Linked DNA regions of Homo sapiens: region 1 is linked to region 2. The links are chromatin contacts, found by Hi-C in ENCODE. All regions are on one chromosome and are shown on one strand. The core of a region is the stretch at or near the end of the contact, and the rest is flanking DNA. Distances in the headings are between cores, read along the strand shown.

What was found. A loop is a pair of places that touch in the nucleus more often than their neighbours do. Pooled maps may share reads with other maps.
Region 1: a loop to region 2 is called in a map with no recorded cell type, with 3 times the contacts of the local background. The contact joins the enhancer-like site here to the promoter of JMJD4 in region 2. A Hi-C loop is called at or near these places in 2 of 37 single-sample maps with no recorded cell type and 2 of 50 pooled maps.

The regions. Positions count from the first base shown.
Region 1 is chr1:226,918,898-226,922,137 of GRCh38, forward strand. It overlaps LOC107985354 (a long non-coding RNA gene), which reads left to right. Exons shown (of 3, transcript XR_001738506.2): 3 at 1-3,240. Among named protein-coding and RNA genes, the nearest start is that of COQ8A, 20 kb to the right of the region's middle. Within about 2 kb of position 1,839, at least 9 of the 41 ENCODE cell types and tissues checked have a DNase peak (open chromatin) inside an H3K27ac peak, as active enhancers do.
Region 2 is chr1:227,734,052-227,737,081 of GRCh38, forward strand. JMJD4 (jumonji domain containing 4) reads right to left here and starts at 1,251. Exons shown (of 6, transcript NM_023007.3): 1 at 961-1,251; 2 at 600-765. The coding sequence starts at 1,222. It overlaps SNAP47 (synaptosome associated protein 47), which reads left to right and starts at 1,384. Exons shown (of 5, transcript NM_053052.4): 1 at 1,384-1,448. RefSeq lists silencers at 773-972, 1,433-1,722.

The DNA.
Region 1 (3,240 bases), core at 589-3,088, 810 kb before region 2:
AGACGACACCCAGGGCGACCTTGGAAGTGGCATGATGAAGAGACCAGAGCTTTTGTGGAGCAGTAGTGCGGAGGAGGAGCACCTGCTGAACCACTCACTCCCCGACAGTTGTGTTGGATTGTGGACCTGTTTTCTCTTTGCCCACTCTGGGCTCATTTGCAATTATAACCTCGTTGCTTCTGCTTGAGCTATCTTTCCTTTGTCTTGGATCATGGGATCAAGCATGCGTAATTTTTCTCCAAATACCTTGGGATTCTTCTTCCTAACTCTTGGTACAGAGTCCAGCTGTCCCAGGCTCCTGGATGACAGGGAGCTTTCTCTCACTCTCATCTGACCAACAGGTTCCCCTAGCGGTACATAATTAGATCCAAAATGGTGCTTCTCTTTATCATTTTCTCTGCTTTCTGAGAAATGGAATTGTCATTTTGGCAAGAATTTGGCAGAAATTGTATTTCAGATTTTAATACAATTGAGAAAAAACCATTCATAACCACAGTTGTCTGGTACGTAATGAAGGTAGATCTTGCCGAATGGAACATCCTTCTCTGCAACTTGGTGGGTTTGAATGGCTGAGTTTGGCAGAAGGAATGGTAGAGAAATAGATGACTCTACAGAATAAATGGGGAAGGATTTGGAGTTCTGGAAGCAATATAAAAGGGAAGGGGTAAAGAGGAGAGATGGGAAGATGAGGAGCCAGCTGGATCACTCTGTAAGGGGAGCTAGCCTAAAATCCTAATGGGACCGGATGGCTCAAGAGCTTTTGAGAACACTGGTGTCCAATATTTCATTTGAAGTTGTTGAGTAGATCTCCTCCACTCCCCTGAGGGGTTGGTGCCAGGCTGGACAGGGACAGCACACAGATGGTGAGACAGCCCACAAGCTGAATTCTCCACTTGCAGAGGCTGAGAACCAGCGATGACTGTAAATGTGAGTCTCTGCCCGCCTTCTGCCCTGGCCTCCCTCCTGAGAACTGGCCAGACTTTTGAGGAGGAATTTAGACTTCCAAAGGGTGGAGAATAGAAGTTTCATCCAGTCTTATCTAGGGAAGCTCCCGCTGACATCCAAATTACATAATAAACACGGCCAGTAAAATACTACTGCTACTACTATCATAAAATAAAATAAGGAATTAAGTAGATAGGTCAGGAATTTGGCCCCTTAAAACACTGAGGCCAGAGAGATTACACAGTGTGCCTCAGGGATGTTTTGCTCTGTTCTCAGGTTATCTGGCTCCTATTCCTTGTGTCCTCAGTCCTTGCCTGGGAAGAGAGTGCAGTGAGCAGGGTAGCTCCTCACCCCCTCTCCTCAGGTACCAGGTGCTCCTGGGCCCTCAAGGGCTCAGCTCTTCCCTCCGCAGCTCCTGCAGGGGCTGTTGGGTTTATCAGAGACTGGTTCTGTCAAAGAGCTGAGCTCAGGGGAACATTTTGGGGGAGTGAGGTTCCTACCACCTTGGAGATAGCTTTTTCCAAACAAGGGGAAGCATTTGAGAAATATGTTCATTAGTAAGTTCGTCAGTGGTCATAAAGATATTTTGTCTGATGGCAGAAGGCCTGAATCTTTGTTCCCATAAAAGACTTACTCCTCTAACCAGAAGAATAAACGAAAGGTGGTGAGACACTGGGGACATCTGGGCAGCCATGGAGAAAGAGTTTGTGGATCTGACCCACTGTTCTCCTCTTGTCCAGATAAGGACGTGTGTTTGTGTGTTGACTGGTGAGGACAGGAGGAGGTTTCCTGAGTGCAGAGTGCCAAAGCACAAAGCCTGAGATAAAAAGGCATAAATAGACCTAGAGCCTGACCCAGAGCCAGGCCCAGTGTCCTTGGGCTGGTAGGACTTGCAGGCCAGGTCCCAGATGGGGAGGGGGTACTGGGGCTGAGCAGCTGCTATGGAAATTTCCATGGGCTGTACACCAGCTCTTGGTAAGCTCTTGCACTCAGCATGGCATGGGGAGGACATGGGTTATGAAAGAGGCACAAGACTTAGTCCAAGCTTATAAGGAGCTAGGCCTCTAGAGAAAAAACTCAGGCTTGCCAAAGCAGCAAGTAAACAAACAGGTTGGAAAATTTTGAAACAAAGTTGTAAATAAGGTCAAGGCATGGAACCAGTCAAGAAAAGTCAATATCGTATTCCAGTTATTAGAACCTCATTTCACCTTCTAAGGACAATGTTGAAAATACAAACTTCACATTAAGATAAAAATGGGTTTTATTACTTTAAATACTAATAAAGAGGTGACAATATATTAGTTTTTTAAAGAAAAAACTTTTTATAATTAATTGCCACTTGCCAGAGTTTGAGATTTTCTTAAGAATTCAGGTTAAACTTACAAAATCATTTTTAATACAGAAATCAATGAAAAATGATCCAAAGACATTAGTTTCATGCATTGGTAATCGTTACCAAAAGCCTTACAGTGTGCAATTTTGTAAAGTCAATGTTGCAACTATCCCAGGAATTGGAGGTCTGTGTTTTTCCCCTCTCTAGTAAGATTCAGGTCGTGTGTGTGTGTGTGTACAAGTGTGTTCACACGTGTGCATGTGCAATGTATGAACCCACAATGCTGACCATAATGCTGGACTCCCAATGCACTGGTTAGGATGCCTTTGCTTGTATTTAAAGAAGCCATGAAGAGGACATATTAGTTCACATGGCTGAAAAGTTAAGTGTTAGGGCAGCCTTCTAATAAGCTTTAATCAGGGCTCCAGTTCCATTTCTAATTCTGTCTGCCTTGCCCTGTTGTGGCCAGATTCCTTTTCGGGCTGGCTTATTCACAGTTGCAAGATGTCTGTGAACAGCAACTCAGCCAACAACAACTCGTCTAAGGAGAGAGGAGCTATTGTTTCCTACAGCCGTTGCATAGAAGTCCTGAGCTTCCTTCTGATTGGACCACCCCAGGACCAGTCATTGAGGGCGTGCCATGTGCTGACTGGCTGAGATTCAAAAACCTATCATCTTGTCAAGTGGATTGGGATTGACTTATATCGGGGGCATGATATGGTTTGGTTGTGTCCCCACCCAAATCTCATCTTGAGTTGTAGCTCCCATCCCACGTGTCATGGGAGGGAACTGGTGGGAGGTAATTGAATCATGGAGAGGGTCTTTTCCATGCTGTTCTTGTGACAGTGAATAAGTCTCATGAGAGCTGATGGTTTTATAAACGGGAGTTCCTCTGCACAAACTCTCTTGCCTGCCACTGTGTAAGACATGACTTTGCTCCTCATTCTCCTTCTGCCATGATT
Region 2 (3,030 bases), core at 1-2,500:
GCACCACCGACAGCACGTGAGGCACGAGGAGACTAGGGCAGCACGAGTGGGGCAACTGAGACCAATCGGCTCCAGTGGAGCTTCCAGATGGCTGCAGCCCCCAAAGAGCCCCAGACCCTCCTCTGAGCCAGACGCTGCTGGCGGGGGAGGGGGCGGGGCAGTCTGACTACAATGGTTCTGCTTATTAGAAAGTACTGATCATGCCTATAATCCCAGTGCTTTGAGATGCTGAGGTGGATGCATCACCTGAGCTCAGGAGTTCAAGACCAGCCTGGGCAACATGGTGAAACCTAGTCTCTTTAAAAAAAAAAAAAAAAAAAAAAAAAGCCGGGAGTGGAGACGCCTTCCTGTAATCCCAGGTACTAGGGAGGCTGAGGAGATCTCTCTCAAAAAAAAAGGAAAAAAAACCATATTGACCTCCCAAAGAACAACACTTGCAGCCATGCGGAAGACAATCCAGTTTCTTTTAAACTGATTAAAGTGCCTCACGGGGAAAAATAGCTCCGTTGTGCACCCAGGGGCCACCTTCATCAGAAAGGCCTCTGGGTTCACGCAGCGCTAGGGAAGGCAGCGCCTCGGTGCGTCCCAAGCCCCATTACCTGCACAAGTGCCAGTCTTTGAGGTAGAGACAGCCCCTGGGAGAGGAGTAGCCCGCCTGTATGTACTCTTTCCAGTAGGTGATGTAGTCTCTGAGAGTCATGTGCTCTTTGGGGTTCGAGTTGTATTCCTGGACCCCACAGTTTGCAACTGGTACAACCACGTCTCCTGAAATGAAAGGCACGGTCCATGCCATCTCCCTGGGCCCCGTCCTCACTCCAAACCGTCTGCAGAGGAACTCTCCAGGGGCCACGCGCCTGGCCTCCCTCACCCTCCCTGGTGCCCCTCTCTAGGCGGGGGCCTCCCGGGCCTGGGTCCCGCCGGCCTTTCCTCCCCGCCCGGGGTCTGCGGCCGCCGCCCCACCGTAGGTCCGTAGCAGGTGGTCGAAGTCGGGCCTCCCCGCGGGCGTCACCCAGCGCCGCCGGCTGCCCCAGCCCTGCGTGAAGGCGCTGGAAAACACGCAGGGCAGGTTGGGCAGCAAGAAGCCCCGCACAAAGTCGGCGTAGGAGAAGGCGCCCGGCTCCGAGACGAAGGCTACCCGGCCCGGAGCCTGGCCGACGCCGGGGACATCGACCCCCAGGCCTCGGAAGTGGCTGTCGGCGAGGGCGCGCGTCTCGCGGTCCATCCAGCTCAGCACGGGTCGAAGGACCCTCCTCCTCACTTCCGCCGGAGCGGAAACGGTGAGGACCAGCCTCGGAACCAGAAGACGCAGGGCGCCGCGTTTCTGCCCCGCCAGCGCCTGGGGCTCCGGGCCTGCACGCATGCGCGCGGCTCGCCGCGGTCTTCACTGCGCAGGCGCCGAGCGGCCGAGGCGCCGCGGTCGGCTCTGGGACTCGTCTGGCGTCCCTCAGGTGAGCGACGGTGTTGGTCTGTTGGGCGCCCGGCCCAAGCCAAGCCGTAGCGTCCGCCCTCGGCTCAGTCCGCGCGCTGTGGCTGACACAGCCCGAGCCCTCCTTCCCGCATCCCCGGGGGGTGGGGGGTATGCGGGCTGCGCTGGGAGAGGGGCGGGGACAGAGGCGGTTCTGGGGGCGGGAGTGCGGCGGTGCGGGGGCGCCCAGGGATGATGGGACCCGGAGAGAACGGTGGGACCCAGAGGGAGAGCTGGGGGGCCCTGGGATGGTGGGATCTAGCGGAGATGGTAGGGTCCTGGAGGAGATGGTGGGGACCTGGAGAGGACGGTGGCACTTGGAGGGGATGGAGACGGGATCTGGAGGGGACGGTGGGACCTGGAGGGGATGGGGACAGTGGGGACCTGGAGAGGACGGTGGGATCTGGAGGGGATGGGTACAGTGGGGACCTGGAGAGGACGGTGGGGACCTGGAGAGGACGGTGGCACTTGGAGGAGATGGGGACATTGAGGACCTGGAGGGGACAGTGGGGATTTGGAGGGGACGGTAGCACTTGGAAGGGATGGGGACAGTGGGTTCCTGGAGGGATCAGTGGCACCTGGAGGGGACATGGGATCTAGAGAGGATGGTGGGGACCTGGAGGAAAATGGTGGGAGGGCTGGAGGGGGCAGGGTAACCTAGATGGGCGAATGGGGCCCACAGGGGACCTGGAGGGCATGGCAAGGGGCCCCAGGGGATGACGGGTGTCTGGAGAAGATGGTGGGGAATGAGGGAGGGTGTGAAATGAAGGTGTGGTGGGAGTGTGGGTAGGGATTTGGGGCTGTGTACACATGAGCAGGGCTGAAGTGGGAGGACATCGGAGTAGTGACATGAGGAGTGTTTTGCCAAACTTGCAACTGGAGTTACCCCAAAAGTGGCGGCAAGGGAGTTCCCCACACTATCCTCAGGTGGGACCAGTTGGGATACCAAAGAAAGAAGTGCTAAATGCATGGTAAGCCCAGAGCAGTTTTTTTTTTTTTTTTTTTTTTTTTTTTTTTTTTTGAGACAGTATGCAGTGGCACCATCACAGCTTACTGCAGCTTCCACCTCCTGGGCTTGATGAATTCTTTAATTCTGCTTCAGCCTCCCAAGTAGCTGGGACTACAGGCATGAGCCACTATGCCCAGCTTAGTTTTGTTTTTTTGTTTTTGTTTTTTTTTTTTTTTTTTGTAGAGACAGGGTCTCTGTGTTGCCCAAGCCGGTGTTGAACGTTTGGGCTCAAGCAATCCTTCTGCCTTGGCCTCCCTAAGTGCTGGGATTACAGGTGTGAGCCACTGCGCCAGGCCCTGCCTAGAGGTTTTGTTAGGGGAACTTTCATATAGAGTGGGCTGCGGTAGTCCTCGAGACGGGCAGTAAGGGAAAAGGGATGTCCTCCCTAGGTATGTCTCTTGGAAGGGGTGTGGGTTATGGAGTTTATAGGAAGGTTTCAGGAATTTGGCTCAGGGCCAAGGCCGTTTTCTTTGTAGTAAACCTAGATACTTTCTTCCATGCCTGGAAATGTTAAAGGCCCTGGATTGGGTTGAAGCCTGGTGGGGAAAACCTGTGG